Linked DNA regions of Homo sapiens: region 2 is linked to region 1. The links are chromatin loops, found by intact Hi-C in ENCODE. Cell type or tissue: PC-3. All regions are shown on one strand.

Region 1 (8,000 bases):
GTGGGTTACCTTTTCATTCTGTCAATTGTGCCTTTGATGCACAAAAGTTTTAACTTTCATGAAGTCCAATTTATCTATTTGTTTTCTTTTGTTGCCTGTGCTTTAGTGTCATATTTAAGAGATCATTGACATTCCAATGCCATGGAGATTTTCCCCTATGTTTTATTCTGAGTTTTATAGTTTTAGCTCTTATGTTTAGGTCCATTTAGAATTAAATTTTGTGTATAGTGTAAAGTAAATTTTACAACCTCATTTTTTTGCACGTAGATATATTAGTTTGAAATGGCTTCCGAAGGAAAGCACCACAAACCAAGTGGATTAAACTACAGCAATTTATTGCCTGACAGTTTTGGAGGCTAAAAGACCAAGATCAAGGTGTTTGCAGGTTGGTTCCTCCTGAGGGCTGTGAAAGAGAGTACATAATATGCTTCTCTCCTAGTTTCTGGTGGTTTGTGGCAATCTTTGATGTTCCTTGGCTTGTTAACATATCATGCTGGTTTCTGCTTTTATGTTCACTTGATGTTCTGTTTGTGTGTGTGCTGGTGTCCAAATTTCCCCTTTTTATGAAGACACCAATCATATTGGATTGGGGCCCACCATACTCAGAATAATCTCATCTTAATTAATTACATCTGCAATAACCTGATTTCCAAATAAGGTTACATTCTGAGGTACCAAGGATTAGGATTTCAACATATAAATTTTGGGGAGACATAATTCAATCCATTAGTAGTGGATATCCAGTTTTCCCAGCACCATTTGTTGAACAGACTGTCCATTCCTTATTGAGTGATATTGGCACCCTTGTCAAAAATCAATTAACTTTGCATGTGAGGGCTTATTTCTTGGCAATCTATTGGATTCCCTTGGTCTATATGTCTATCTTTATGCCTGTACCACACATTTTTTGGATTACTGTAGCTTTGTATTAAGTTTTGAAATTAGGAAATGTGGGTTCTCCAACTTTGTTTTTCTTGTTCAAGATTGTTTTCATTATTCAGGTTCCTTTGAGATTCCATATAAATTTTAGGATGGGTTTTTCTATTTTCACAAAATATTCCATTTAGATTTTGATAGATTGCATCTAATCTGTAGATCACTTTGCGTAGTATCACCATTTAACAATAACACGTTTTTAAATCCATGAACATGGGATGTTTTTCCATTTATTTAGATATGCAATTTCTTTCAGTAACATTTTGTGGTTTTTTATGAGTCTTTAGACCCATTTGTTAAATGTGTTTCTACTCTCATTTATTTTTCGGGAGACATATAATGTAGTGGTTAAATGCACATATTCTGAAGTTAGACTGCCCAGAGTTTGATTTCACCATTTAGTAGGGCTGCATGGCATTAAGCAAGTTAACTTAACTTATTTTTGCCTCAGTTTTTTTCCTTAAAATTAAGGATAATGCTTCATAAATGTGATGTGAGTATTAAATGAGATTATACATATATTTGTTTTAGTGTATGGACCATATTATGTGCTCAATAGATGTTAATGTTTCATAGTAGTAGTAGCAGTAGTATCAAGATGTAGTAAGAAATGAGACTGGGGCAGTGTATTGGTGCCATTTTGTGAAGAGTCTTAAATATCAAGATAAGGGATTTAGACCTTGTTCTGTTGGCAAAAAGATCATTAAATGTTTTTGAGAACAAAAACTTGTTTTAGACAGTAAATTCTGGTGATTATGAGAAAGACAGGTGGAGAGTTATGTAATTGTCATAATGGGTACTAGTTCTAATTGGCAATGAGAATCTGAACTAATGATAGAATGTATCCAAATAATATATCCAAATTATATATATATATATATAATATGTATTCAAAAGAAGATATGTGTTTAGACATTTTAAATAAAAATTACAGCTCTTGACAACTGTTTCCATGAGTATAATAAAGAAGGCATGCTGAGTTTGAGGTGTCTCTGGGACATCTATATATAGACACCTAGAAGTCTGAAATTTGGAAGATGGGTCAGGGTAAGAAATGCCTATTTGGGTATATGCTCTTATCTACTGTTCTACTAATATTTTGCTAATATTCTACTAATATTTTGCCTTTCAACTTCAAATCCTTTTTTGCCTTAGTTTGTGATTCTCAAGATGGACCCTGTAGATATTTCTCCTTTGTCAGTGGATACAATTTTGTCAGTGGATACAATTTTGCTAATAGAGGGTGCTGGAAGGACACTGGAAGGGCTGAGCAGGAGGAAGGTTTTTCGTGTGTGTGTGTGAGTGCGCACGCATGCACAGTTTTTCCATGTGATAGCCAGTAAATGGGCATGTGGGGTGGGGTGGAAGAGAGCAGCCCTCGCAGGAGTGGCCCTCAGAGATAAGCAGCAGCTGCTATGTCCTGCAAGTTTCTTTATCACTACCAAGCTGCATGTATATGACAGCCACACCACATCAAATGAGGCCTGAATCTCAACCTTGGCGTGGGAAAAGTTGGAGAGTTCTTCTAAGTTTCCAAGTTCCTGCCTTGCTCACATTCCTCAGCCCTAATGATAGTTATTGTTTTTTGGAGTTGCTGCTTCAGTACTCCCTAGAGCCCTCTTTTACCCCTTTTACCAGCCAACGTTTTTTTTTTTTTTTTAATATTAAAATGTCCCTATTCAAATTACTGGTGTGATTTCTGTCTTCTGGCTGGACTTGGACTGATGCAACCACGTATGAGTAAGAATTGAAATAATAGAAGTACATGATCTCACTCAAGCAAAGAATAGAAATGAATTTGAGAAGATTGAGGGGGGAACTCCAGGGAATGACTTTTTTTGAAAGTGAGCAAAGAAAGTGTAGCTAGAAATAAGAAGGAGAAAATAAGAAGAAATCATAAAGAAGCCTGGGAGAAGAGTTTCAAGGTGGGAGGGGTGAGCTGCAGTGTCAAATTTCATAGAGGGATCCAGTAGGGGAGGCCTAGGGAGAGGCTGTTGGATTTGGCAATAAGGAAGTCACCAGAGACCTTTCAAAGGACAGTTTCTGTGGTTTCATGAATGAAGGTAGAAGACAGATTGCCAAGAGGACTGAGAAAAAAATGGAAGGTGAACAGAGTCAACAAATGGAAGTTTCTCTTTCAAGAAGCTTGATAGTGATGGGAATGATATATACAGGAGAAAAGCAGAATTAAAATAAACATTTTGGGGATAGGGATATTTGAGAATAGAATTACATATAAGCCCTAACATAATTCATTTGAGACTCTGATAAAAAAATTGTGAAGTGCTTGTAGAAATTAAAAGCAGCATATAAATGCAACATACTAGGAATGCTTTTGTGATTCTTATAGGATTTTTCACTATTTAAGGCTTTGCCTCATAGCCATCACACCATTTTTGCTTAAACAGATCCATTCCACCTCTAATTGCTCCATGCTAGTCACATCCAATGACTGCTGGCAGAGACCACCTAGTGCCTTTCCTTCAAATTATGCCTGCAGAGATTTTCTTCCTATCTTGTGCACATTTTCCTTTTCTGAATTTACCATAAATGTAATTGCTTTGGCATCTCTCTCTTGCCCTGGGACTTGTTGGGACTACTCATTTCAGAAGCTGGCTTACATTATGCAAGAGAAAGAAGAGCCCACAGCAGAAATATTATCAGAGGGCCCTTAGGTTTATATGTGTTCTGCTTCAAATCACCTTTTCCTAAAGCCATGTCTTGCCACTTGAAGCTAAGCATTTTATTATTTGTGAAACATGTCTGGCATCAAAACAAAAACTTTTTTACTTGTGTGAATTTATGGGGAACATGAGAAATTCCATTACATGCATATAAAGCATAGTGACCAAGTCAGGGTATTTACGGTGTCCATCTCCCAAACACAATACATTTTTATGAAGTATAGTCATGCCACTCTGTTATCAAACATTGAATTTACTCCCTCTATCTTACTGCATGTTTGTACTCTTTAATCCACATCTCTTCACCCTTCCCCCTGCCCCCACTCACCCTTCCCAGTCTATTATCACAAAATAGAAAGTTTTAAGTTAAGGATCTCTGGCCAAAAACAAGTTGATTTTCACAAATAGACACAGAGAGAAATTCATATAAATAAGCTACTCTACTACCTTTTGGGGTTAGGATAAGCAACTCTTTTCTGCTAGAAGGAAAATAAATTAAGGTTCTTACTGAACTGGATGCTTTCACGGGCATCATTTCACTTCCTCATCTGCACTCTCGCCATGCTGTGTTTTCATTCACGTTTGCAACTGAGGCTCCGAGAAAGTAGGTGGTTTGTCCAGTACTATCCAACCAGCAGACAGCAGGCAGGATTCGCACCCATGTCTAATTCCTAGACCTGGGCTCTTTTTACCAAGCAAATGGTAATGGTTATAACTAATTCACTGGAAAAAATGTCATTTTAGGCGTTAAATCTGTGGCAACTGCTTTACTGAGCTCAAGGAAACACATGGAAATTAAAGAAGGCTGTGAGTCCTTGGGTTTAGAAAAGAAGTGATCCTAGTCAAAAATAGGATTGGAGTCTGGTACAGATAGAGACACTGAAGTGGAGTTAGAAAGAAAATCACTTTAACACTCGGGGCTGCCAAGGGATGGAGACATGACAATGAAGTCTTCAAAATACAAGACTGAAGAAGAAGACCTGGTTACCCATGAGTGGCTTGACTCTAGGGGAGGCTGCGGTGGCACAAGAAAAGGCACCATGGAGTAGCAATAGGAGCAAACATCTCCTAACCTTTGCAAGAGGCTCTAGATTTTAAACCTGGACTTAAAAAAATCCATTTCTGAAAGGAAAAGTTAGAAAATGGCAGAAGAGTGGTGACTTCATCCTGACTCATACAGTTCACTGGAAAGTAGCTCGTCTTGTGATCAACAGCCAGGGGTACATCACTCTACTTGGTTCTGCCTGAGTGCAAGTTTATTCCTGCCCTCTCATATCATCTTTGAAGATTAGAAAGCTTTGCTAGCTTGGACTTACTCTTTGTAAACAGAGCATATGGAACAATTTGTGTTTTTCTGATCACATGAGAATGAGAGCCCTCCGAAACTATTAATTCTTCTTTTAAGTTAAAAAAAGTTTTAACTTTATTTTAGGTTCAGGGGTCCATGTGCAGGTTTGTCATATAGGTAAACTTGTGTCATGGGGGTTTGTTGTACAGATTATTTTGTCACCCAGATACCAAGCCTAGTATTTAATAGTTATTTTTCCTGATCTCTCCTTCCTCCCACCCTCCACCCTCCCATAGCCCCCGGTGTGTGCTGTTCCCCTCTATGCATCCATGTGTTCTCATCATTTAGCTCCCACTTGTAAGTGAGAACATGTAATATTTGATTTTCTGTTCCTGCGTTAGTTTGCTAAGGATAACGGCCTCCAGCTTCATCCATGTCCCTGCAAAGGACATGATCTCATTTTTTTTATGGTTGCATAGTATTCCATGGTGTGTGTGTGTGTGTGTGTGTGTGTCACATTTTCTTTATCCAATCTGTCACTGATGGACATTTAGATAGATTCCATGTCTTTGCTATTGTGAATAGTGCTGCAATGAACATATCATGCATTTGTCCTATTACTGGGTATGTATCCAAAGGAATATAAATCATTCTACCACAGTTAAATTTTTTTCTTAGGTTTTTGTGCTGTGATTTCATAAAGTCAAGGAAAGAAGTGTTTTGTTATAGATTCTCTCATGAGTGCCCTGTTGGAACAGAGGCGTGGTCAGGTGAGGAAATAACCAAAAGCCAGCTTGGCTGACCAAGGGTTTTTGAAAACTCAGGTGACAATGTTATGTTTTGAAATGAGTTATTCAAATATTTGTTATGAGACAAAAGAGCATGGCATGTCAGAAACATGAAAGCAGGCATTTAAAACAGTTATAAGAAGTAACTTAGGAGATGAACAAGTTTACTTTAGCTCTTCTTTTTCTCCCTACAATTTACAAAACTCAGATAAGTAAATTAAGGGTGCACAAGAGGAGAGAAAATGAGATCTGATAGAAAACTTCACCGTGAGACTTCAAGAATATCTGCAGAGAAACTCATCAAAAGGATAACTGAAAATCCTGAAAGGTACTTTAAGTCAGGAGTTCATGAGTTTTCAGTATTCTGTGGGAGAAAGAATCTACGGGAATAGCAGTTCCTGTGCTCCACTTGAACCTGCGTCAAGATATTTAAAAGCAGGGAATGCTGCTTTGAAGGAAAGCCACAGAAGTTGGCTTATGTGCTGTGGAGACAGTGTGGCCCCCTTCCACTCCCAGATTGTGGGAAGAAACCTCAAGTGGCCTGCAAGCTGGACGTGGCTGGTCATCATATTTCCTGCATCATCAGTCAGAAAATGGCATGCAGCTGTATTTTCACTGAACCACACTGTGCGGGGTAAGCAGCTGATCTTTTAACTAATGTCTCCACATTTAATATTCCTGTCATTTTTTTTCTAGAGTGCTATTTTATGAATATAAACACTTCTCCCAATGGTTGGATTCATATATGAATTGCCAATAAATCTAAGATTTGCTCTGGTTCTAGTACAATCATGAAAAGCCACTTCCAATATTATCCTCAAAGCCAAGGGCCATAGTCACAGGCTTTGAAGATAAAGCAAATTTTTAGTACTTGAAAAACTACTCACACAATATGGTGTCTAGATAAAATAATTCTCCCTTTGAAGTCAGGTCAGATGGTTGAAATGTGAGCAGGTTGAAAATATGGTCTAATATACAGTTGTTAAGCTCTGTGTAAGATTCAGGACCATTAGTCCATGAAGACCTGCAATCAAAATCATGGGACTGGTTCTGAGGATATGACCTTTTAGCCCTGGACAGGATGGCAGCAAAACCCCTGAGACCCATGGGGCTTTTCAAGTTCTCTAGAGAAGTAGATTCTCTTGAGCCCATTCTTGAGTGTAATAGCCGGTCTTCTAAGGAAGGCCTGCAAATTGTCTTTATTTTCAGGTAAAATAATTCACGGTCTGGGTTATCTATTGCGAATGTCAGCACTGCTAAACACATTCAACATATTAAAAGAGATGACTTGGCTCTTTAAGGGGAACAAAGGTGAAAATGTCAAATTTCATTTGGCATATGAAACTGTAATGTAACATTTGTAAAGTATTTCATGGTATAACTACTTCCCTGAAATATTTCTCTGTGAGCCTTAAATTATAAAGCAATGGCCTTTCTGTTTTGTGGAGCTCACAGCTGAGGTGTGGTAAAAATACATCTTCAAACTATTTCTTAACTCCTGCTCTAAAATCAAACTAATGGGGACCTAAACTGTTGAATTTCAAAGGTCTAGCCTTAAAGTTCCAAGTCACACTGACCAGCAGTCCATCACTGTTTCCTGTAGCAAGGAAAATTCATGCAAAACTGATAGGGAAAACTGATTGATATTTTCTATAAAAAAAGCAAATATACTCCTTCCAAACCAGTGACATCAGAAATGCTACCCAGGGCACCATCTTATACAACAGTTATTGTAGTAATCTGATAATATGTGAATGCTCCAGTCAGCTTTCTGAAAAATCTCATACGTGCTTCTCATTTAAGCATTTTATTTAATCTCCCTCCTCAAATTTCTTACTGTGGATGCAATGAATCATGCTAGATTCAATGAGTGGATAGTTCTGACAATGAACGGGTTGGGGTTTGGTCGGACTGTGATATGAAGGGTGGGTGTCAAAAGCCAATATTTTTTTTGTTTGTTTGTTTTTGAGATGGAGTTTCTCTGCTGTTGCCCAGGCTGGAGTGCAGTGGCACAATCTCGGCTCACTGCAACCTCCGCCTCCTGGGTTCTAGTGATTCTTCTGCCTCAGCCTCCCGAGTAGCTGGGAGTACATGCATGTGCCACCATGCCCGGAAAAGCCAAGATTTATCCTTTCTTGGGAAGACAGTGAGATTATTTCTCCCTGAAAATAAAGCAGAACAGAACAAAACAAAATGATAACAGAGCAAAACAAAAGAGGTTTTGAGGGAAGCGAACAGTAGTCTAGTTCTAGTTCTAATTAGCCCCATTGCATGCACAACCTAATCAGCCAGTCCAGGCCATAT
Region 2 (8,000 bases), 150 kb after region 1:
TTCCATTACAATCAAAATAAATACAAAATACTAAAAATAAAAACTGTAAATTTCTACCACTTAGACAAACTTAAGCACCACAGTGGTATGTGAATCACATTTTAGGAAAACTATTTGTAAAACCATTCTCTGTGTGTTTCTTTTTTTTTTTTTTTCACCTCAAAGTTCTCAGGATCCTGACTAGCTTTCCACTTGCATAATTTGCTCTCTTCAGGTGGGTTCTTTTGCTTTTTGTTTTTGTTTTAAATAAAACATAGCTTTGCTTGAACTTAGATGATGGATTATTTTAAATTCTGTCTGTAGAAGAAAGCTCAGTAAGGCATCAGTCACTTTTTGTAAAAATGTGTTCTAGATTTACTGAGGCATCTTTCCCAAGTCAATTTCATAAATATTATTTTACCACCTACTGTTATTTTGCCACCTACTGTTATTTTACCACCTACTACTTACAGCAGGATCTGTCCTGGTATTCTGAAAGGTACAAAAGAAAAACATGATAGAAGTACTTCCCATTTTTAAAGAGTTTACCGTCTAGTTGCGATGACTTGGAGAGGCATATAACTCACTATAGTACAACACCAACAGAAAGTGAAAAAGCAATAACAAGGAGAAAGAGTTAATTTCAACTAGAAGGTCAGGAACATTTTCATAGAAGAAGGAGAAATTTAGTTTGGCCTTGAAGAATGGAGAGGGTTTTTTTTACAATTGGATATAGAATGGGGAAAGACATTCTAGTTGAAAGGAGTGACTTTTGGGAGATGGGAAAATTTAGGCTATTCTGATAGGATGAGTATAGGGTGTTGAAACTGTCTCTGTCAGGAGAGCATACAGCAATGTATAATGATGTATATTCTTATAAAAACATAAAAGGCTCCATACATCTTCCCCTCTAACTCACACAGCTGGCTGAAATTTACCATCCATTTTAATTCTTTGGTTTATATTTGCTTAATAAAGATTTTTTTGAATTCAAACTATTTATACTTATATTCTATGACATATACAAAAATACAGTAGACATTTTCTGTGCTGAAAGAGCTTAAAATTAAATAGTCACAGGAAACTTAGACAAACCAAAGGCCCACCGAGTGTGGAGATTGAGTAGTTACCAGAATTTAGAGTAGGATATGGGCCAAAGTGGATGGGAAGGTGTCAACGAGGAGGGGAGTCTTCCTCTTGGCTTGAAGAAAGGTAGGACAAGGAAATGCAATGAGGAAAAGGAGAAGCATTCTGGGAGTGAATGCATGTGGTATACTTGAGTAAGACAGTTTGCCTTAAATATAGAATACCTGCAGTGAATACATCTAGGAAGGAAAATTTGGGCCAGATTACATTGGATCTTGAATGCCTGGAGAGCAGTTTGGCAATTGCCTTGTATGAAGTTATTGGAGGTTACTGAGAAAAGAATAAAACAAAAACATAAAAACATAGAGTTGGAGAGGATATTAGAGGTCATTGAATCTTCTCTCCTCATTTTATGAAGAGTCTAAATTACTTTGCCAATACTACATAGAATATTTGGCAGACCTGCTTTGGAAAGCAGGTTTCCATAAAGCAAAGACATAAAAATTATATTAGGAATATAAATCTGGCAGGTATTCTCTCTTGTAATGCCCTTTCAACAATACAAATATGTTACCTCAGTGGCAGAATGCAATAAGCTATTAGCACAATTCAGTTGATCTGATTAGCTAGTCAGTCACTTTGTAAGGCAGTTAAATGAGTGAATGGGTTGTTGGGGAAGAGTTAAGGCCTCCAAATATGAGGTGCTATCCTGAGAGCTCAGATATTCATGACCATCTTTGCAAGAATCAGTACGAAAGCCTGGGACACCCAAATGCAGAGGTGAAGGTGGAACCTTAAAGACAACTTTGTCAAACTGCATAGTGGGAAGATGAGTGTGGGCCATCCAGACTGTTTTAAAGAGGATACAGTGATGTTGATAGGAGGTACACGATGTGATTATGTGACTATGTTACCTCAGATAGCCTTATGTAGCTTGCTGGAATTTCTCTCTTCTTGCTGAAGAAAGCAAGTGACTATGTTGGGGCACCCCTCATGGCAAGGAAGTGTGGGTGCTCACCAGCTAACACCCAGAAAAAGCTGAAGCTTTCAGTCACACAGAACTGAATTCTTTCAACAACCTGAGTAAGCTTGCAAATGGATACTTTCCCAGCTGAGCTTCAGATGGGACTACAACCTTGGCCTGTGTCTTGATTGCAGCCTTGTGAAACCCTATGCGGGGCATCCCATTAAGATGTGCTCAGACTCCTGACCTGCAGAAACCATGAGATAATAAATGGGTGTTGTTTAAGTCGTTAATTTTGTGAAAATTGGATTACATAGCACTGGGTAACTGACAGGTCCAGCTTAGTACTTAACCTAAAGTAATTGTTCAATAAGTGTTAATTTTTTCTCCCTCCTCTAGTATATATATTTTTATGTGATTTTTCCTTGGCTCTTCTTTAAATCATGGTTTATCATAACACACCCATGGGATAGGTGCAACTGGACTTATATCATTTTTGGTACTCATTCTTTTTTTGATCCGGTTTCTTTATCAGCAACATGGTATTAGTTCCTATAACTCCATTACAATACCAAGGTGCTAATGAAAAATCCAACCTACAAAAATTTATAATAGTCCTATGTATATAAACACATTAGTGTTCTTGCCTTTCCGGAAAACAGTTTTATTATCACTTACTATCTCTATGATCCACTGACTTCTCATTGTCAAATCTCCCTTACCCCGAATAAACATATACTCTAGGTAAACTCAATGCTGCAAGACTGCTAGTTTTCACCAAAAACTTATGTCCCCCTTTCACAGTGTAGAGTTATTGCTGGAAGGTGGCTGCTCACCCAGAAACTCTCTATCCTAGCACTGTCTTGCTTAGTTGTGATCGTGACTGAATTTAAGTCAACGGGATGTGGGCAGAGGTAATGTATTTCCAAGTCTTGGCCTGCTAATTTTTCCATGTGATCTACCACATCATCTTTCCCTTCACTATCACAAATGAACACTCTGAGGCTACAGGGGCTGATGCAGTCTCAAAATGGAAGGAACCTGGGACTCAAATGTAGGCCCCTCAAATAAGGCTGCCCCTGAAACACTCAGTTGGAATTAGAGTGAAAAAACACTTCGAATATGCTGAGCTGCTGAGGTTTTGGGGTTTACTATAGAAGCTACTAGGGTTACTGTAATTAATATGCTCTGTAAATGTAGCTTTAAGACAAGTCCCCAACCAGTGGGCAATGCCTAGACACTTCTTATGTGGAAAATCCTGAAGCTGTCACACTTGCCAAGGCTAGGACTAGAGTATTCCCTGAACCTGAAGATGGCTCAGATTGGCTGGGGTTGAGATTTTGCTGTCCTTTCTCCTTGGTTACCTAAACCTTCTTTGCCTCTCTACCACCAGCTGGCTGCTGTCCTGGTCTAATCAGGCAGAGCATCCAGAATCTTGTCATTTGAACACTATCTAAACACCTTAAATATTGGGGCTACTTAGAACTCATGTTGCTGTGACCCAGCACTCTCTCCCTACCCCTGACAAGATGAGTCTCTTTGGATGCCAATGTGGGTGAATCAAACCAGAATATGCTTTGCCCTTTTGGAAACTAAACTGGGTTTCTTTGTCTCCAACTTGTGACTGATCCTATAATGAAGTCATTGCCCAACTTCCTTTTATCTTCTGTGCATTCTCAACGATCCCATTGCTACAGAAACAGTATGGCTTGTGGCCATACCTGTCCAAGTTATAATAAATATGTGATCCTGGCCTTAAAGAAGGTTCTTGATTTTAGTTAGTGAACTGAAGCACACGTCTTTATTTGTGAGTAGTTGTGACAGTAGTCATATATTGTGAAATAATGATATATATATGTATATATGCGTGATATATATGTGTGATATATATATGTGTGTGTGTGTATATATATATATATGTAAGTACATACATACATATATATATAATCTGCCCCTGATTTTTGGCACAAAGCTTCTAAACCCTTGTAATTTCCTGAGCCATAAGGGTGCTAGGAGAATCTTAGGTTCTAATATTTGGTCTTTGATCCCAGGTCCTGACACAGAGCTTTTAAGACCTGTGTAATTTCCTGAGGAACAGGAGCATCTGACACAGAGCTTTTAAATCCCTTGATATTTCATGGGTGATAGTAGATTCCTTTGTTCTAAAGGGCAACACTTGAATGGGGGCTGGTCACCAGAAAGACTGAGCCACGATTAGAAGCTTGAAACTTAAAACTCAGCCCCACCCCCATTCTCTGGAGAAGGAAGGGGGGCTGGAAATTGAGTTAATAATGAGTCATGCCTATGTGATGAAACTGCCATAAAAAATCCTGAACCATGTGGTTTCAGAGAGTTTCTGAATCACTGAACATGTGGTGCTTAGAAGATGGTGCACCTGAGGACATGGAAGCTCCCTGCCTCTTCCCCTGTCCCCTGCCCTACACATCTTTTAATTTGGCTGTTCAGCTGTATTCTTTGTAATATCCTTTATGATAAATGGGTAAACATAGGGAAAATCTTTCCCTGAGATCTATGAGCCTTACTAGCAAAGTAATAGAACCCGTAAAAGGGGTCATGGGAATTCTCAACTTATTGCTGGCTAGTAGGAAGTACAGGTTACAACATAAGACTTGTGATTGGTGTCTGAAGTGGGAGACAGTCTTGTGGGACTAAGCTTTTCACCTGTTGGATCTGGTGCTATCTCCAGGTAGATAGTGTCAGAATCAGTAGAATCACAGGACGCCCATCTGGAGTCTACTGGAGAATTGGTTGTTGGTGAGGAGAAATTCCCGTATATTTTAGTGACCAAGCGGTGAAGTATTCCGTGATAAGCGTGAATGTAGAAGAAAAAACAGTTTGTTTTTCCCTTTCTAATACACATATGTTTTAGGATTTTAAGAAAAGTTATTACCCTATATATTCTGGACTCCTTTGTCAAGTGTAATCCATAGTTATCCTGCTCTATAGACTGGTTCTATAAGTGATCTCTTTTAACTTGAGTCTAACAAAGTTTATGAACCTCCAATTCAATCATATTTCCCTGTGGCCAATTGTTATTTTCTCTTCTTGAAGATAATACTGAAAGACCAATAATCTTAAATATACCTTGTCCTACACAAGATGCCAAGGAGACTCACAGTAAGGTGATGTGAGGGCTAGGAGGTCCATGTTTGCTTCTGTCCAGTGCTCTGTCCTGTAGACAGCTGCTGGCCCTCATTCTTTTCATCTTCTAGGCTTTTAGGACTGCCTAAAAAACTCCCAAACCCAAATATGCCAGATCAAGTAAGATTAATCCATGGTTTCCCTTCCAAAAGATGCTCTCACGTAGTATGAAGAGGAAAGACTTTAGGAGGTCGCACCTTTCCAGCAAGAAATTAAGTGACATTTTTGCCAAGTGTTAAAGATTCTCGACAACCTGAGTGAGCATATGGTTTCCTTCTCCGTTGCCTCAGCCTCACACATACTCTCATGCTGTACCTAACCTGTTTTTCTTAAAAAATTGTTTCAATGATTCCTTGTCAGCACGACAAATCAAACAGTTTGACAAACTCTCTGTGATAGACCTCTAGGTTTTGCATGTAGATTAAAAACAAGATAAATTATTGTTTTATTACATAAAAACTTAAAAACATAGAAAAATAGAAAGTGTCTTATTTGGGGGAAATAAATATTATCATATTGTAAACTATAGCTGGCTTGTTCAACACATTCACTTTATTTGTGTTTACTTAAAGTGAATCATATTTTCTATTCTTAGTTAATATATCTTAAGGTAAATGGATGCCATTCATTTGCTCATTCATCCATCTACTCTCCCATTCATTCATTCATTCATTCAACATTTTTTGAGAGCCTATTCTAAGAACTCTTGGGCCACAATGGTGAATAAGTCAGTCTTACATTTACAGAACTAATGCTCAGAGTCTATTTGATTATTTCTCCCTCATTTTGAATGAGACATTTTTTCACTTTCTTTTGTTATTTTCTGAGGTGCACCTTCAATTGGGATTCTATGAGCTAGTGTCTTGTTCAATATCCTGAGAATTAATGTGAGCCCTTCTTCAGATATTTTGGCTCTCAATCTTCATCAAGTTTCCTTTGAAAAATTGTCTTCCTTTTACAAAAAGAGGATTATATTGAAAGAACTGAAATCTGTCTTGTCCTACAGGTCAATAGTAAAATAACATAAACTAAGATAGGGACAAGGACTGAAATCTTGGTATCTCCCCCAATTCAACTTGTTAACGTTTTTTCCTTTTAGTTGCTTTCAGGGGATGGGGATGGCACCCAACAGTATTTCTTGGTGGTGGCTTCCCTCAGCTGTGGCTTCTGAAGCAGACTTTCAGTGACCATTTTAATGATGAAGATTCTCACTGGCAGCTACTCTCTGTGGTGTTTGTTGAAAACAAATGACAGTGGCTGCTCCTTTCAGATGGTAACTGCTCTCAGTCTTCCAGTAGCTTCTGCTAGAGTGGCAAACCATGTCCAGGAAGTTCTAACATCTGTTTCCACTGGCAGCTGGAGAAGAACCCTTACTCCCTATCATTTCCAGTAACTTTTGCCTTGCAGTCCAAAGAAGTTCTCAGAATGAGTTATTTGGAGGACAAGGTTGGAGAACCTTAAAAATAACCCTTTTAATGTGCATTAGATAGTGGCATCCTTTCCAGCTATCCCCTAACTCTCTTGGCTGTGCCAGACTTCTTGTTGACTCAAGATGAGGTCTTAAACTTGCTCAGAGAGCCAAAGAAACCAGCAACTACTTCTCTTTTCCCAGAAGGGTCTGAATCCAGATAACTGAGACGTTTCCCCTGTCTATTCATTCATCCAGCTAATATTTTTCTTAAGTGTCTATTCTAAGAAATATTGAGGCTATAATAGCAGCTCCATTATACTCAGAGCTTTCTGAAAATATTTATATATTATTATGTTAATTACATGAATATTCACACGAGTATAGAATTATTACTTGTAATAAATACAGGTCAATGAAAAGGAAACACGGGCTGTTATAAAAGAAGGTAATGACAGGAAGGATGCTTAGATGAGTCTACCCTAGGGAGGTGACATTTAAGCTCAGATCTGAAAAGCTTCAGTGAAGTAGTATTTCTTCTGGAAGAGGAGCAGGTTTTCAGGGTCATGTACACGAGACATAGGTCATAACTTTTGAGATGATTTAAAGATATCCCAAGAGAAGAAGCCAAGTCATTTGTAGGATATGTCAATCCAATCCAAAGAAATCTAGTTCAAAAAAAATTTTGGACTAAGACATAAACATGGGTGTCACCTTCACCTTTGTATACATAATGATTAAAGCTTCTAGATGTACATAATACAATTGCCTATGGGGAGGGTGAGGTGTATGTAGATAGAGGGTCTCTCAGACTGAGCTCTAAGTAGCTCTCATACTTAATGGTTAGTAGAGGAAGAAAGCTGGGTGAAAACCCAATCTTAAGACCCCTAGTTGTGCACTCTCCCTGGGAGTTTAGGGATCCCTCATGTCTTGTAAGTTTGGAAACTGATTTACATAGATGTCCTCATACCCTCAAAAAAGTGAGGCAATATAAAAAGATACTTATGTGAAGATTACATGAATGTTCATCTTCTTTGTTAGACTGAAAACTTAATGAGGGCAGAGAATGTCTCATTTGCTCACCCAATTCCTAATACTTAGGATAGTGCCTGGCCCATACGGGAACACAGTGAATGTCTGCTGAATAAATTCATCCATCACAACCTTTGGGAATAATATAGCAACTTAAACAGAAAAAGTAGGATTAAATGTTTCAGCAACGGAATTACTTAGAATAAAATAATAATAAATATATATATAAACATATACACACAAGCATACACAGAGAAAATTCATCTTCTGTTTACAAAAAAATTGATCAGTACAAACTTTCTCATTTGTGCACGTGTCTTAACTTTGTCTACCTGGGTGGAAGAAATATGAAAATATGAATTTTAAAAA

The links. A loop is a pair of places that touch in the nucleus more often than their neighbours do. Peaks named below come from ENCODE experiments on the same cell type or tissue, not always from the same donor. Only the 100,000 strongest peaks of a DNase experiment are listed, where the experiment ranks them.
Region 2: it touches region 1 in a loop (2.8-fold over the local background); 3 of 110 quality-filtered maps call a loop at or near these places.

Annotation. Positions count from the first base shown.
Region 1 is chr4:172,993,586-173,001,585 of GRCh38, reverse strand. The region is part of intron 10 of GALNTL6 (polypeptide N-acetylgalactosaminyltransferase like 6); the gene reads right to left. Among named protein-coding and RNA genes, the nearest start is that of GALNT7, 170 kb to the left of the region's middle. In PC-3, no CTCF peak of the experiment used is centred here; a DNase peak (open chromatin) is centred at 4,815; H3K27ac peaks cover 1,874 bases.
Region 2 is chr4:172,847,352-172,855,351 of GRCh38, reverse strand. The region is part of intron 7 of GALNTL6 (polypeptide N-acetylgalactosaminyltransferase like 6); the gene reads right to left. Among named protein-coding and RNA genes, the nearest start is that of GALNTL6-AS1, 120 kb to the right of the region's middle. In PC-3, no CTCF peak of the experiment used is centred here; a DNase peak (open chromatin) is centred at 4,311; H3K27ac peaks cover 1,812 bases.